2 separate regions of the Homo sapiens genome follow, and region 1 is linked to region 2. Evidence: chromatin loops called from intact Hi-C (ENCODE). Cell type or tissue: GM12878. All regions are shown on one strand. Links, peaks and the distances in the headings refer to the core of each region. The heading gives the core; the rest is flanking DNA.

Evidence for each region. A loop is a pair of places that touch in the nucleus more often than their neighbours do. Peaks named below come from ENCODE experiments on the same cell type or tissue, not always from the same donor. Only the 100,000 strongest peaks of a DNase experiment are listed, where the experiment ranks them.
Region 1: a loop joins it to region 2, with 7 times the contacts of the local background. A loop is called at or near these places in 11 of 110 quality-filtered maps.

Annotation. Positions count from the first base shown.
Region 1 is chr5:32,324,858-32,333,192 of GRCh38, reverse strand. No RefSeq gene overlaps it. Among named protein-coding and RNA genes, the nearest start is that of MTMR12, 16 kb to the right of the region's middle. In GM12878, for the core only: a CTCF peak has its summit at 3,643 (motif pointing right); DNase peaks (open chromatin) are centred at 3,659 and 7,934; H3K27ac peaks cover 233 bases.
Region 2 is chr5:31,821,002-31,829,336 of GRCh38, reverse strand. The region is part of intron 2 of PDZD2 (PDZ domain containing 2); the gene reads right to left. LOC124901200 (small nucleolar RNA U13) reads right to left here and starts at 4,758; the gene lies at 4,655-4,758. It also overlaps the pseudogene RPL9P17. In GM12878, for the core only: a CTCF peak has its summit at 3,645 (motif pointing left); a DNase peak (open chromatin) is centred at 3,556.

The DNA.
Region 1 (8,335 bases), core at 204-8,203, 500 kb before region 2:
CTGTTACTCATGAGATGTGTCAACTCCTCAGGAATGTTAGGTCAGGAAAAGACGAAATAACTATGTAGGCGAATAACACATGAAGAAATCTACTTTATAATGTTTGATGAAAAAAAATCAGGTCATAAAACCAGGTGTAGGCTGGGCGCGGTGGCTCGCGCCTGTAATCCCAACACTTTGGGAGGCCGAGGTGGGTGGATCGCTTGAGGTCAGGAGTTTAAGATCAGACTGGCCAACATGGCGAAACCCCGTCTCTATTAAAAATAAAAAAATTAGCCGGGCGTGGTGGCACACACTTGTAATCCCAGCTACTCGGGAGGCTGAGGCAGGAGAATTGCTTGAACCTGGGAGGCAGAGGTTGCAGTGAGCCAAGCTCGCACCACTGCACTCCAGCCTGGATGACAGAGCCAGACTCCATCTCAAAACAAACAAACAAACAACCAAACAAAAAAACAGGTGTAAATCATTATTCTTTTTTGTTTGAATAGACATGAATATACATATAGACCACTCTTCCCCAAAATGTTCTTGTGTTTACCCTGTGTAGTATGATTATGGCTTGTTTTCTTTGGGATTTTGATTTCTATTTGATTAAAATTGCTAATATCTAGTTTCTAGGATTTCTGTAATTATTTTTCCTACTTAATAGTGAATTAATTAATAATTCTTAAATAATGATGACTTAATAATTCTCTTTTTTTTAAAGCTGTAAGCTGGGCACAGTAGTGCATGCCTGTAAGTCCCAGCCATTCGGAAGGTTGAGGCAGAAGGATGGCTTGAGGCCAGGAGTTCAAGACCAGCCTGGGCAACATAGTGAGACATTGTCTCAAAATAAAATATAACATAAACTTTAAATTTAAAAGGCGTAAAACTTATCCTAAGGATAAATTGCAACATGCTTAAGGATAAATTGCAAACTTTTTAGCATGGTATTCAAAGCCCCATCAACTGTGGCTCCAACCCGTCCTTCTTGTCTTGTCTTTGACTTCTCCCTGTGTTATAACCAACAGTAACCTCCAGAGCAAAGTCCTTGCTCTCACCTCCCCACATATATGCATGTCCTGCTTTTTTTCTGAGTTCAGCCTCACAGACCTTTGTGAGATGCTTCTTCTCTGACCGAGTGTGACAGAGTCTTTCCTCTGGGATGGGGAAAGGTGTTGTCTTGGTGACATGAAGAGACCAGTAAAAAAGGAGAACAGAGCTTTCTAAAAATGAATGGATTACTTCTCTGCCCCTACGTTGTTCCAAACTGAGTTTCTCTTGTCATTTTCTTTTCAGTTGATGTCGTCTCACATGAGGTGAGAAAATAAATGGACTCCTCCCGCTCCCCGCCCCCTTTCTGGCTCCCAGTTCAGCTAAGCCATAAAACTTCTTTTCAGACAACTTAAACGTGTGTAAGATATTTGCAGTGTCTGAGGTTGCCTTGTTTGGTGCTGTACTTGGCTGCTCTCAGAACCCGTTCCAGAGGCCAGGTGAATGAATGGTGAATAGACTCCAGTGTTCTGGAGGGAGGTAGGGGGACAGGGAAATGGCTGATCATGAACAACGCCCAAGCAGAAAAGTTAGTCTATAAAATACAGAGATGTTTCTTTGCAGCTTAACAATTTCTATTCCTTATGTTCTCTTTTTTACCTTTGGACAAAAAGGATTTTTAAAAAAATTGTTTGATTACATTTTAACCTTGAGGCAGATGACCTTTACAAATATTAAACAGTGGGCCTTTCACAACCTCCGGGTTCTTTTACAGCCACCTGAACAATAAGCCCTTCAGCTCTTCAGTGAGTAGGAACGGTTAGCCAAGCCCAAAACAGGTCTAACTGCACTTTAAGCAAAGATCCAGTATCCCAGCAGGGAGGCACGCCTGGCCTGTTTTTATTTGAGAAGGTTCTCCCAACCCCTAAGTCAGCAACAGCTTCCTTCTTTCTAAGATCATTAGGCTCCAAACACCAGCAGCCCTCCTCTGCGGAAAAGAGGCGTCTTCTCATTCTTCTTCCAGGTTTTCAAACCCTATTCAGCCCTGAACAAAATTTGGAAGGAAGAGAAGATTGTCTCAGTGTCATCTTCCTTCAACTTGAAGAACAGACAGCCTGGTTGTTCTCACCCTTCCCTGATCAGCTCAGCCCAGCCAGAAATTCTCAGATCTAAACTTCATGCTTTGATCTCAGATAAAATCCAGAAGAACACATTATTTTTATTTGTGATGCGCAGCCTTTGTTTGATTGAATGACATGTAAAGCATTTAATTGTGTCAATCTTAATAATTTGAGACATCAACAAGCTTCTTCATTCCTCCCTCCTGGATGGAGATCATCCCTAAGTCAGATGCCTGAACTTGACCTCTATTATCCTGGAATGAGTCAAGAGAAATTTAAATGGGGAGCACAACAGGTTTTTCTAGCTGCTACTTCCCTCTCCTACATCCCAACTCTCTTCCCTCCCAACATGACCAGGCACACATACACATACACGCACCATGAGGGCTCTGAGCCAGGAGAGAGACAGGTCTGGAAAGAGCGCAGGGAGAAGGAGGTAGTGTCATTCCACTTATCACCTCCCCACAGTTTGCCTGTCATTTGGGGGATATGAGAGAAGAAGGGGCCTGAGTCCTGCACCTCTGTCTGAGAGTTTTGTAGCTGATGGACCTCCTGACCAACTCCCTCGACCCTGCCACACACGCACGCACACACATACTTGCATGCACACACACACACACATGCATACGCATGGTATGGAGTGGTTGAAATGGAGCCATGGTCTTTCCAGGTGCTGCAGAGCTTGTCTCTATGTCTCCCAAGTTTTCCACGGCCCTCAAGTGAGACACAGCAAGTAATTAGGAGAGAGAGCCAAGGTGCAACTGGGAGGCCGCCCAGCAGAGGAAATGAGCACACCGGTTCAAGGACATGGCATAAGCCAGCCAAAGGGTGAGAAAGGACTTAGCTGCATCTCTGAGGAAGCAGCGAGCTGCACGGGAGCAGGAAGGAGTGATGGCAGGCCTGAGTTAGCACCCTCCAAGCCAAGCACCTTCCCTGCCAAGGAATGGACAAGCCCAGCCCTGGGACCCAAGTCAGGGAGATGGGCAACCCCACCCATCCCATCCCAAATAGAGGCTCTGCGCACTCCTAGAGCCTTCAATTCAGCCCAAAGGGGAGAGGGAGGAAAACAGAGAGAGGAGCTGGAAATGAACTGTGACTGGCTCATAAGGCCTGGATTGACAAAGAAAAAGCTCAGAAATAACCACATTCAGTTGCCTACATCAGACCACTTGGCTTAGAATCAAGGTTCAGAAGTTACATGGTCGGAGTAAGTGTCAGGGTGGCACTGACCAGCACTGTGATCCTGGGCGAGTTGTTTTACTTCTCTGGGCCCTGTGACCCCACCTTCAAAATGAGTTTTCTCCCAGCCCTGGGAGTTACAGTTCTATAGCGCCCAGGTGGCCTGCAGCTCAAGCCGAGTTTCCACTCCATGCCTGATGTGGTTGTGGGCCCAGTAAGTGTGCCCAGAGGAGGCCTGGTGACAGAGGGCAGGGAAGGACCAGGCCCAGCCTCCTTTGTCATTTTCCTTTATGCTGTGCAGCTACGTGGGAGAATTTCCCAGTCTGTGCTGAGAATACCTTTCTTGCCACCACTTTTGAAATCGTCCTGTAGAGGGCACAGTGTCCTCGTCCCCGCGGCTCCCATGGTTCAGTCAAGTCCTGAAGGCTTTTCTGTCCATCTGCTGATCTACTCAAAGCACTGAGGACGGCACTTTGGGAACAGGGCATATTGGGGAGCGCAGGAGGGGACTTTGACCGTGAGGAGCTCGCAGTAGCTCTCAAGAAGAAAAGACACGGACCTATACCAGTCAATCCGAGACATATTCACGTGGACAGACTAAGATAGCAAACAGATTCTAGATGCTTAAGAATTCAGAAAGAGGCCGGGCATGGTGGCTCAGGCCTGTAATCCCAGCACTTTGGGAGGCCGAGCCAGGCGGATCACCTGAGGTCAGGAGTTCAAGATCAGCCTAGCCAAAATGGTAAAACCCCATCTCTACAAAAATACAAAAATTAGTCAGGCATGATGGCGAGTGCCTGTAATCCCAGCTACTCGGGAGGCTGAGGCAGGAGAATCGCTTGAACCAGGGAGGCAGAGGTTGCAGTGAGCCGAGATCACGCCACTGCACTCCAGCCTGGGTGACAGAACAAGACTCCATCTCAAAAAAAAAAAAAAAAAAAAAAAAAAGAATTCAGAAAGAGGGCAGGGCGTGGTGGCTCATGCCTGTAATCCCAGCACTTTGGGAGGCTGTGGCGGGTGGATAGCTTGAGGCCAGGAGTTCGAGACCAGCCTGGCCAACATGGCGAAACCCTGTGTCTACTAAAAATACAAAAATTAGCCAGGTATGGTGGTACACATCTGTAATCCCAGCTACCTGGGAGGCTGAGGTGGGAGGATCGCTTAAACCTGGGAGGCGGAGGTTGCAGTGAGCCGAGAACACGCCACTGCACTCTAACCTGGGCAACAGAGCAAGGCTCTGTCTCCAAAAAAAAAAAAGAATTCAGAAAGAGTCTAACTCTAGACCACTTCCAACAGTCTCTAAGGAAGATATTAAAAGAGCTGGTAGCACTGAGAGTAGACATTTGGATGGGATGACTTGGCGACCCACGCCAAGACAGGCAGAAACAGAAAATGGTAAAGTTCTTGGTAAAGGCTCATGTTTTAATGTTAAAATTTAGATTATTTTAATTCCTACTATAAAATGGCTAATATTATCTTATACAACTTTCACCTCAGTTAAAAAAAGCTACACTGAGACAGCAAAAAAAATTAATTTATTTACTGTTGGGGCTAGGAAATAATTCTCATGGCTCAAAATCCAAAAGTTTAAAAAGGGCATTTTTTTTCCAATAATTTCTCCAAACACCCAGTTTCCTTTTGTTTGTTTGTTTGTTTGTTTGTTTGTTTGTTTGTTTGTTTTGAGAGAGAGGCCTACTCCGTCACCCAGGCTGGAGTGCAGTAGTGTGATCTAAGTTCATTGCAACCTCCACCTCCTGGGCTCAAGCAATCCTCCTGCCCCAGCCTCCCAAGTAGCTAGGACTACAGGCATGTGCCACCACGCCAGGCTAATTTTTGTATTTTTTGTAGAGATAGGGTTTCACAATGTTGCCCAGACTAGTCTTGAACTTCTGAGCTCAAGCGATCCACCCACCTCAGCCTCCCAAAGTGTTGGGACTACAGGCATGAGCCGCCGTGGCTGGCCCAGTTTCCCTTTCTTTTCTTTTTTTTTTTTTTTTTTGAGATGGAGTCTCACTCTGTCACCCAGGCTGGAGTGCAGTGGCGCGATCTCGGCTCATTGCAAGCTCTGCCTCCTGGGTTCATACCATTCTCCTGCCTCAGCCTCCCGAGTAGCTGGGACTACAGGCGCCCGCCACCACGCCTGGCTAATTTTTTGTATTTGTAGTGAGACGGGGTTTCACTGTGTTAGCTGGGGTGGTCTCAATCTCCTGACCTCGTGATCTGCCCACCTCGGTCTCCCAAAGTGCTGGGATTACAGGTGTAAGCCACCACGCCTGGCCCCAATTTCCCTTTCTAAAAGCAATGAATGTTATAGTTCCCTTTGTATATATCCAAAGACGTTCTATGCAAATATAAAGAGATAGGTACCACTGTGGGAGGCCGAGGGGGGAGGATCACCTGAGGTTGGGAGTTCAAGACCAGCCTGGCCAACATGGTGAAACCCTGTCTCTACTGAAAAATACAAAAATTAGCTGGGCATGGCGGCATGTGCCTGTAATTCCAGCTACTCAGAAGCTGAAACAGGAGAATCATTTGAACCCGGGAGGTGGAGTTTGCAGTGAGCCAAGATCGTGCCATTGCACTCCAGCCTGGGCAACAGAGTTAGACTCTGTCTCAAAAAAAAAAAAGAAAAAGAAAAAGAAAAAAAGAGATACATGTAGTCTATAATCCACCCGTTTTTACAGATGCATACTGCTCTGCCCCTTGCTTTAATCACTCACTGTATCTTGGCTTTCATATAATATATGTCAACACTCTAAACACGTTATATTTATTAACTCATTCAATCCTGTGAGGTAGTTCCCATTATCATCCTCACAACCACTTTTATAGGTGAGAAAATTGAGGTCCAAGAAGATAAATGCATCATTAAGGGTCACATATTTAGTAACTGGTGGAGGCAGGACTTGAACCTAGGCAGTCTGAGTCCAGAATATCTGCCTCCAACCATGAAACTTTACAACCTTTACACATGTATATCTGTAGGCTAAACTTTTAGAAGTCAAAGCCCTGAGATGGTTTATTTATTTATTTATTTTGGAGACAGAGTCTTGCTCTGTCACCCAGGCTGGAGTGCAGTGGCCCAATCTCAGCTCACTACAACCTCAGCCTCCTGGGTTCAAGCAATTCTCCTGCCTCAGCCTTCCAAGTACCTGGGATTACAGGCACACACCATCATACCTGGCTAATTTTTATGTTGTCCAGGCTGGTCTCAAACTCCTGACCTCAAGTGTTCCCCTCAACCTTGGCCTCCTGAATTGCTGGTATTACAGGCATGAGCCACTGCACCAGGCCGTGAGACAATTTTTGATGTACATTGCAAAATTACCTTTCCTCTTGTCCCATCAGTTGACACTCACACCCTAATGGATGAGAGTCCTCATTTCTGCAGTCCTCACTGAGGACTCACTTAATATTGTAGTGTCAGTGGTTGGTTAGGTGCTCGTGATAAAGGAGACCATCCCTGCTCTTGAGAACTTCCAGTCTTATTAGGAGAGGCTAAGAGGTGAGTCACAGTGACCACTGGTAACCCCTACTTGATGAATAAACCAACCAGGTCATTAACTTGTGCTTTGAAGAAGGCAGAATACAGATCACAAAGAGTAGGCTCCTCAAGTCTCCCACCATGCGACCAGCTTAGGTTGTGTATTTTTTGAAACAGCAAAAAAATGAAAGCAAACAAACAAAAATCAATAAATCACCACAAAGTCTTCCCAGCAGGCCCTCATATTATGACACCACAAGATTAAGAACAATCCAAATGCTTTTTCATCCAGGTCTGCTCCTCACCATCTTCACAGGAGGGCTGAAAGACCCTTTGTTGCAGTAAGAGGCTAAGAAATTTTCTAGTTCCAGTGAAAGAAGAGAGAAGTCTGCAGACACCAGACCATTTGCTAAAGGTGAATTTTGGCAAGAGGCATTTTAGTCCTTGAATATATATACAAATTATATATACATAAAAACAGGTCCTAGTTTGTATCCACTTAAAAGTGCAGGCAGGAGGCCCGGTGCAGTGGCTCACGCCTGTGATCTCAACACTTTGGGAAGCCAAGGCCAACAGATTGCTTGAGCCTAGGAGTTTGAGACTAGCCTGGCCAACATGCTGAAACCCTCTCTCTATAAAAATTAAAAGAAAAGAAAACTGCAGGTCTAACCAGGGTGCTAGAGTTTTGGTTTCTGGTTTTTTTTTTTTTTTTTTTTTTTTTGAGATGGAGTTTCGCTCTTGTTGCCCAGGCTGGAGTGCAATGGCACAATCTCGGCTCACCACAACCTCCACCTCCCAAATTCAAGTGATTCTCCTGTCTCAGCCTCCCGACTAGCTGGGATTACAGGCATGAGCTACCACGCCTGGCTAATTTTTGTATTTTTAGTAGAGACAGGGTTTCTCCATATTGGTCAGGCTGGTCTTGAACTCCTGACCTCAGGTGATCCATCCGCCTCAGTCTCCCAAAGTGCTGGGATTACAGGTGTGAGCCATCACACCTACCTAGAGTTTTAATTCTTGCTTCTGTGCTGAGTCAGTCACTGGCCTCTCTGCGTTTCATCTAATGAATGCCATTTCACTCACTCAGGTGAAAATATTTATTAAATTCCTGCTATGTGCTAAGCACCTGTTAGATACATATGAGTAAGACACACAAATAGGCTGCTTCAAGTGACTCCCAAGAGGAGGAAATGCAACTGGCTATGCTTCAACCATCTGCCACAGTAAAATGCTCCTCGCCACAGCTGGGAGTGTGCTGCTGCCTGTCAGTTTCAGTTGTCTGTGGGAAGAAATGGAGCTGCCTTTGGTCTGGCATACATTTCTACGTGAGCTAAGATTTGTTCCTATTTATAATTCTCCAAGAAAGCTTAGGGAAGCATTAAGAGAAAGAAATGTTCATGAAGTATTTTCTGTAAAGTAAAATATTTCAAAGTCCAGGGGCTTCCATCCGTGTTTATGAATAGATGGAAAATTATTTGACCTCAGCATACAGGAATTTGTCAATCAGTTGGGAGACTCTCCCAAGGAGATTTGACCCCACACCCTAAAGACCAAGTAAAAATATGCTGATAGCTGGAGA
Region 2 (8,335 bases), core at 214-8,213:
AAATTCACTAAGCTGAATACTTTTGATATGTGCCTTTACGTATATCGTATTTCAAAGATAAGTTTACTGGAAAAAGCCCTTCTGGAATGATAAAAATAAAGACCTCCAAAAATCCACACCTCTATAAGAGTAACAAAAACACTAGAAAAAATGACCAAAATCAACTTTTTCAGAACTCTGGAAGTTAGCCAAAAGCTTGAAACATCACTAGCAGCCACTGAGGCAGAACAAGTTTGGAAGCCCCCAAAAACTCTATCTTCACAGAATTGTTATTACTTGACCTGTCCAACAGCTCTCTGAAAGGCTCCATTTTCAAGGTTTCTCCTTACTTGACTTGATTCAGAGCTGATGCTGCAAAAGTAGCCTTGTCCCTAGGTTATTTGTTGAAAACAATCCATGGCAATTGTTTAATATGTGCAGCTGCCTGAGAAAATATCTGCAAATCATATATCTGCTAAGGAACTTGTATCTAGGCTATATAAAGAATTCTTACAACTCAATGTAAAAGTGGGTAAAGAATTAAAATAGATATTTCTAGCTGGGCATGGTGGCTCATGCTTATAATCCTAGTGCTTTCTAAGGCTGAGGCATGAAGATGGCTTGAGGCCAGGAGTTTGAGACCAGTATGGGAAACACAGCAAGACCCTGTCTCTACAAAAAAATTTTTTACAAAATTAGCCAGGTGTAGTGGCGTATGCCTGTAGTCCTGGCTATTCAGGAGAATAAGGTGGGAGGATTGCTGGAGCCCAGGAGGTTGAGGCTACAGTGAGCCTCTGCACTGCACTCATGCCACTGCACTCCAGGCTGGGTGGCAGCGGAAGACCCTGTCTTAAAAAATAAAATAAATAGACATCTCTCCAAAGATATACAAAGGTTCAAAAACACATGAAAAGGTGTTCAACATGATTAATCATTAGAGAATACAAATCAAAGTCACAGTGAGATACAGCTTCACACCCACTAGGATGGCTGGTCTCATAAAGACAGGTCACAAGTGTTGGCAGGAATGTGGAGAAATTAGAACCCTTATACACTGCTGGTGGGGATGTAAAATAGTCCTGAGAAACAATTTGGAGATTTCTCAAAAAGTTACACATAGAGTTACTATATCATCATCAATTCCATTCTTACATATATATCCAACAGAACTGAAAACATACTCACACAAAAGCTTGTACACCAATGTTCACAGCATGATTCATAATAGTCAAAAAGTGGAAATGACCCAAATGTCCACAAATGGATGGATGGTTAAACAAATGTGGTTAAACATATGGAATACTATTTGGCAATATAACAAAGTAAAGTTCTGAATCATACTGAAACACAGATGAGCACTGAAGTCATTACACTTTCAGTACAGAAGACCATGTACTGAAATATCTGGAATAGGTAAATCTATAGGAACAGAAAGTAGGTTTCCAGGGGCTTGGAGAAGCGGAGTATGGAGAATCCCTGTAATAGGTATGTGTCTTCTTTTTGGAAGGATAAAAACGTCCTAAAATTAGATATTGGTGATATTCAATGCTGTGAATCTATAAAACCACTCAATTGTACATTTTAAAGGATAAATTTTATAGTAGGTGAACATCTCAGTAAAGCCATTTTAAAATTATTTTTATTTTTTTATTTATTTATTTTTTTTGAGACAGAGTCTTGCTCTATCACCCAGGCTGGAGTGCAGTGGCGTGATCTCAGCTCACTGCAACCTCTGCCTCTCAGTTCAAGCAATTCTCCTGCCTCAGCCTCCTGAGTAGCTGAGATTACAGGCGCATGCCACCATACCCAGCTAATTTTTGTATTTTTAGTAGAGACGGGGTGTTACCATGTTGGCCAGGCTAGTCTCGAACTCCTGATCTCAAGTGATCCACCCACCTCAGCCTCCCAAGGTGTTGGGATTACAGGCATGAGCCACCACACCCAGCCTCAGGAAAGCTATTATATAACAAGAAAGCTTACTTTAAAAATTCCTTCATATCGTTATTAATCACAATTACGCCTACAAGGATAAGTCAGTTTTCCAAGGCACGGATAAAGGCCCCAGAAAACCAGGGACTTTATATGTTTTATAGAAGAGTATTTCCCCAATATGCAGTTCCAGAGCTGAAACAGTAGGTGGTCAGTAAATATCCTTAAATGAATAAATATAGATTAAGAAAGTGTTCAGAACCCAGATTTTCTGATTCCCGGTTCACCCCTCCATAGTGGGGAAGTGGCAAGACAGTGACCTCATGAATAAAGAGCAAGGTTCCCTGGCCAGGATGCCACTTACAGAATTGTTGCTGCCTACAGGAAGGTTACGCTCCTTTCTGGGGAATGGACGTGCTGTCTATAGGGACAGACACACTATTTGGCATATGGGTAGCAATTGACAGAGCATCCCAGCAAAAAAAGACTCAGGTCTTGGAGGCAGGTCACCCCGGCTCGATTCCAGGCTCTGTCTCTTAATAGATGGGTTTATCCAATCTTTCTCAGCCTATATTTCCTCATCTGTGAATGCAGGTAATAATACTCGCCTCTTACCTCATAGGGATGTTGTAAGAAGTAAATGAGAAGCATATACCTAATGCATGTGGCTCATTTGGGTAATATCTGATAAATGTTTTAATTTACATTGATAATATCGAATAAACAGGTTTCATATATCTTTTTTTTTTTTTTGAGACAGAGTCTTGTTCTGTCACCCGGGCTGGAGTGCAGTGGCGTGATCTCGGCTCACTGCAACCTCTGCCTTCCGAGTTCAAGTGATTCTCCTGCCTCAGCCTCCCAAGTAGCTGGGAATACAGGTGCGTGCCACCACAGCTGGCTAATTTTTTTTGTATTTTTAGTAGAGACAGGGTTTCACCATGTTGGTCAGGCTGGTCTTGAACTCCTGACCTCAAATGATCCACCCGCCTCGGCTTCCCAAAGTGCTGAGATTACAGACATGAACCACCGTGGCTGGCCTCAAATATCTTGTAAAAAATAAAAGGGAGACAGGTCAGTGGTTGTTTTCAGACTTTGCAGGGAACTGTTACCTGAAAAGGTTTGGAGCCTCACTCCTACCCTCCCCACCACGGTGGCATTGAGCAAGGTAGAGAACAAAAACTTCTTCCCTGTGGAGCAGCTCCCACTCCCTAGCAGCCCACAGCCGGGCATGAAACCAACACGATTATCTTGGGGGCATGGATAAAAGGCAGGAGACAGGAAACATTTTGCCTCACCTTGAGAGAGAAGAGGGACCCAGATATTTATACCCCCGTACCAAATATCTTTTCCCCTCTGTGTTGCAATGGTGCTACATTTGTTGTTTTTCTAATTAAAAAGGAGTACATTGAGGGGCAACTGAACTTGAACTGGTTCGCATCAGGAGCTGTAAACTCAGTCTTCCTGTTCATTAAAAGAGGAAAAAAAAAAAGCTTTCCTTTTGCTTGACACCTGTTAATAGCATGCCTGTGGAAACAAGTAACCATGCTCGAAAACAATCTCCAATTGCTGGATGGAAACAGCCGTTGTGATTGTTTAAGATACAATATACGTAAAGCAAGCAGCACCGTGGTTAGCATGTTGTTGGTACTCAGGAAATGGTAACTATTATTTCAAACACCTTTTCCTTAAATGCTCTGCTGGTGTAGTGCTCACTACCGTGGAATAAACTTAACTGAATAGTGCCCTCCAGAGGCCACTGGGAATTCAACTGTGCTGACAGTTGAAAAAAGGTCTGGAAAAAGACTACAAATACCATTTAATTGTCTTGTACATTGATGTGGAGTCAGCACCAGAGCCCGGTGTCCCAGGATGTATTAGAACATGACCGACTGTCTGATTTGTCACCCACAGCAGCCTTTCTTTGGCTAGGGCTTATTTGTTTGCAAAGGACACTTATGAGGACATGGAGATCTTGGGGAAACAAGTCCAGCTAGGCACTGTGGGAACTGGTGCTGGAAACTGCCAGCCCCTGGAAGGTACTGTCCCATCCCTTTTTCTGGGGACACTGTCTTTCATCCCTGTCCTTTTCTGCATGTCCACTCTGTGTTCCTCTAAAGAAACCAGCTTCCTCTTGACGTCTGCCATTCTGTAACTGTAGTACGGGCATGTGGCTCTGACTCTTTCTGGACATGAATCCAGATGTGGTTCCGTTTGGTGTTCCAGCTCATCCCACACAGCAAAGCAGCGTGGTCTCTCACTGGCTTGATTCCAGATTTTCAGGAGATTAAACTGGTTGTCAGTCAAGTCTAATGGCTGGGTTTAGTCTATCTATCCCTGGTGGGTGGCCAGGAGGTGGAGGTGGGGATGCGTGGGCGTGTGTAGGGAGACAGGGCCAGTGTCATGTGATACTAAACAAATTTAGCACATATGGAACTGCAGGAAGGGCGAGCATGTCAAAGGGTCTGTTTTTCTACAAACACGGAGCTAGTATTAATAGAGCTTTACCATGTGCCATGCACTGTCCTAAGAACTTTCTAAGCATCATTTCATTTAATCCTAAAAACCTCCTATGATATTTGATCCTGCAATCGTTCCCTCTGAAGTAACTGCTGATAACAATGTTTGTGTATCTTTCCATAATTTTCCTAACGCATTTTATTCCCATTTTAAAATGAGGGAACTAAAGCTTAGAAAGTTTAAGCCAAGATTTAAGCCAAGACAGTCTGATTCTTTTTTTTTTTTTTCAGGTTAGACAGGTAATGCACTGACATTGCAACAAGGTTTGAGGGTGGCACATCTCACACACGGCCGTGAACACCCAGTCATCATACTCACGAACTACAAAAGGATCAAGGCAGGCTGATTCTAAAGCCAGGATGTTAAACACTCACCCCACCTTCCTCCCAGTGTAGCCCCTATGGCATGGTAGATAATTTGGCTATGCAGAAAAAACATCAAATTTGGTCTGGTTCTCAGGGAGGTTATAATCTGGTTAAGGAAGGCAAGATTTATACATGCAAAACAATGAGTAAATGACAGGAGAGGGATCAAGTACTAAATTGCATGTTGCCATTATATTTGTTTTCTATTGCTACGTAACAAATTACCACAAATGTAGAAGCTTTGGAGCAATACCCATTTATTAGCTCACGGTTCTGTAGGTAAGAATACAGCTATGGCATGGCTGGGCTTGTGTTGACTGGAGCTGCCAACAATCTCATCTGGGGCTCAGGGACCTTTTTGAAGGAGTTAAAATATGCTATCCTGGAATACTGATTATTTAAGTTAAAGGCACTTGAAAAACAGCAGGTGCAAAAAGATCACTTTGACCTTCATGCTGTTTCTTAAAATCAGAAGATTAAATTCCCATGTGAAAGACGCCCTCCCTATACTAGTAAGATGCAACATCCTTGCCATCAAGGACGAGAAAGTTGAGGTCAAGGAAATTCTGTACAAACAAGCCTTTCTCTTCCTAGCTATTTTCCTACCCTATTTACTATCCTAGTGCAAGCCCCTTCGCCTTACACATGTTCACAGTTTACTATTGCGTCCAATCCAGAATGGAAGAAACTGACAATAACTGCTTCTTTGGGTCTTCATTATTTTAGGAGGACTCCTGTAAAACATCTGTAAAGAAATGTGTATGCTTTTTTCCTGTAATCTATCTTATCTCAATTCTCAGGACCGTAAGAGGATGGAGGTGGTTTTCCTGCTCCTATATCTTCCAAGCTCACCGCTTGATGGCAGAGTTCAATTCTTTGTGGTTGTAGGCCTGAGGTATCTTTTTCCTGTGAGTTGCCAATCAGGGACTGCTTTCAGTTCCTAGAGGTTGCACTTCTCCATCTGCAGTTGACAGTGGAGGTTATTTGCTTTCCTCTAGGTCAGCTGGAGTATTTTTCTGAGTGTTACTTCTGTTACCGGCCAAACTTTCTGCTTTGTTTGTTTTGCTTGTTTGTGTTTTGAGACAGAGTCTCACTCTGTCTCCCAGGATGGAGTGCAATGGCGCGATCTTGGCTCACTGCAACCTCCGCCTCCTGGGTCCAAATGATTCTTGTGCCTCAGCCTCCCAAGTAGTTGGGATTACAGGTGCACGCCACCATACCAAGCTAATTTTTTTCTATTTTTAGTAAAGACAGGTTTCACCATGCCTTGGCCCAGCTGGTCTTGATCTCCTGACCTCGTGATCTACCTGCCTTGGCCTCCCAAAGTGCTGGGATTACAGGCGTGAGCCACAAAAGATGCTTGCTTTTTTTTTTTTTTTTTTTTTTTTTTTTGCCACGTCTACTGCGAGAATGAAGACCATTCTCAGCAATCAGACTGTCAACATTCCAGAAAATGTCAATATTACTCTAAAGGGATGCACAGTTATTGTGAAGGGCCCCAGAGGAACCCTGCGGAGGGACTTCAATCACATCAACGTAGAACTCAGTCTTCTCGGAAAGAAAAAAAAGAGGCCCCGGGTTGACAAATGGTGGGGTAACAGAAAGGAGCTGGCCACCGTTCAGACTATTTGTAGTTATGCACAGAACATGATCAAGGGTGTCACACTGGGCTTCCGTTACAAGATGAGGTCTGTGTATGTGCACTTCCCCATCAACATCATTATCCAGGAGAATTGGTCTTCTGTTGAAATCTGAAATTTCTTGGGTGAAAAATACATCTGCAGGATTTGGATGAGGCCAGGTGTTCCTTGTTCAGTATCTCAAACTCAGAAAGATGAATTAATCCTTGAAGGAAATGACATTGAGCTTGTTTCAAATTCAGTGGCTTTGATTCAGCAAGCCACAAGGTTAAAAACAAGGATATCAGGAAATTTTTGGATGGTATCTATGTCTCTGAAAAAACGAACCATTCAGGAGGCTGATTAATAAGATCTAAGAGTTGTCCAGCTACAGAAACAAGATGCCGGATGCTTCCTAAGACCTATATGTGATATTTAAATGATGCAATAAAAGACCTATTGATTTGGGAAAAAAAAAACTATAAAAAAATTAGCCAGGTGTGGTGGTGTGCACCTGTAGTCCTAGCTACTTGGGGGGCTGAGGTGGGAGGATCACTTGAGCACAAGACGTTGCAGTGAGCTGAGATCATGCCACTGCACTCCAGCCTGGGTGACAAAGTGAGACGCTCTCTCAAAAAAAAAAAAAAAAAAAAAAAGATTGCGTGAAAAAAAGTTTGTGTATGTACACATATAAATCATAATAAATCATCCCATTACTGGGTATATACCCAAAGGATTATAACTCATTCTACTATAAAGACACATGTACACATATGTTTATTGCAGCACTATTTACAATAGCAAAGACTTGGAACCAGCCCAAATGCCCATCAATGATAGACTGGATAAAGAAAATGTGGCACATATACACCACGGAATACTATGCAGCCATAAAAAACGATGAGTTCATGTCCTTTGCAGGGACATGGATGAAACTAGAAACCATCATTCTCAGCAAACTAACACAGAAACAGAAAACCAAACACCGCATGTTCTCACTCATAAGTGGGAGTTGAACAATGAGAACACACGGACACAGGGAGGAGAACATCACACACTGGGGCCTATTGGGGGATGGGGGTAAGGGGAGGGAGAGCATAGGACAAATAGCTAATGCATGTGGGGCTTAAAACCTAGATGACGGCTTGATGGGCGCAGCAAACCACAATGACACATGTATACCTATGTAACAAATCTACACATTCTGCACCCATATCCCAGAACTTAAAGTGTAATAAAAAAAAATCATGGCCGGGCACAGTGGCTCACGCCTGTAACCCCAGCACTTTGGGAGGCCGAGGCGGGTAGATCACGAGGTCAAAAGATCGAGACCATCCTGGCCAACATGGTGAAACCCCGTCTCTACTAAAAATACAAAAATTAGCTGAGTGTGGTGGTGCACGCCTGTAGTCCCAGCTACTCAGGAGGCTGAGGCAGGAAAATCACTTGAACCTGGGAGACGGAGGTTGCAGTGAGCCAAGATCGCGCCATTGCACTTCAGCCTTGCGACAGAGTGAGACTCCATCTCAAAAAAAAAAAATAATAATAATAACTCAAACCTCACAAACTGAGAAAAATTAATGATTACATGGTATTTAGATAATCAGATAGTAATTTACAAAAAATTAGATTTATAATTTCCATCAAAATAAATGCCCATTAAATTTAAATTTAAATTTTAAAGATAAATTTAAAAATGTAATCACTAAAATTGGTAGAAGAGAGTTGTGGGTCTTTGGGAAAATGACATCATCCTAAGATCTGAAGAAGTGAAAAGATGATTATAAAAGAAAAAAATCAGACTTGCCTCAGAGACAGTTAAAACTTCCATATAGTAATAACAACATTTAAAAGATTAAGGAGAATTTTAACCACATGGGGTAAAAAGATTAAGATCTATAATATTTAAATGCATATCCAGTGCTG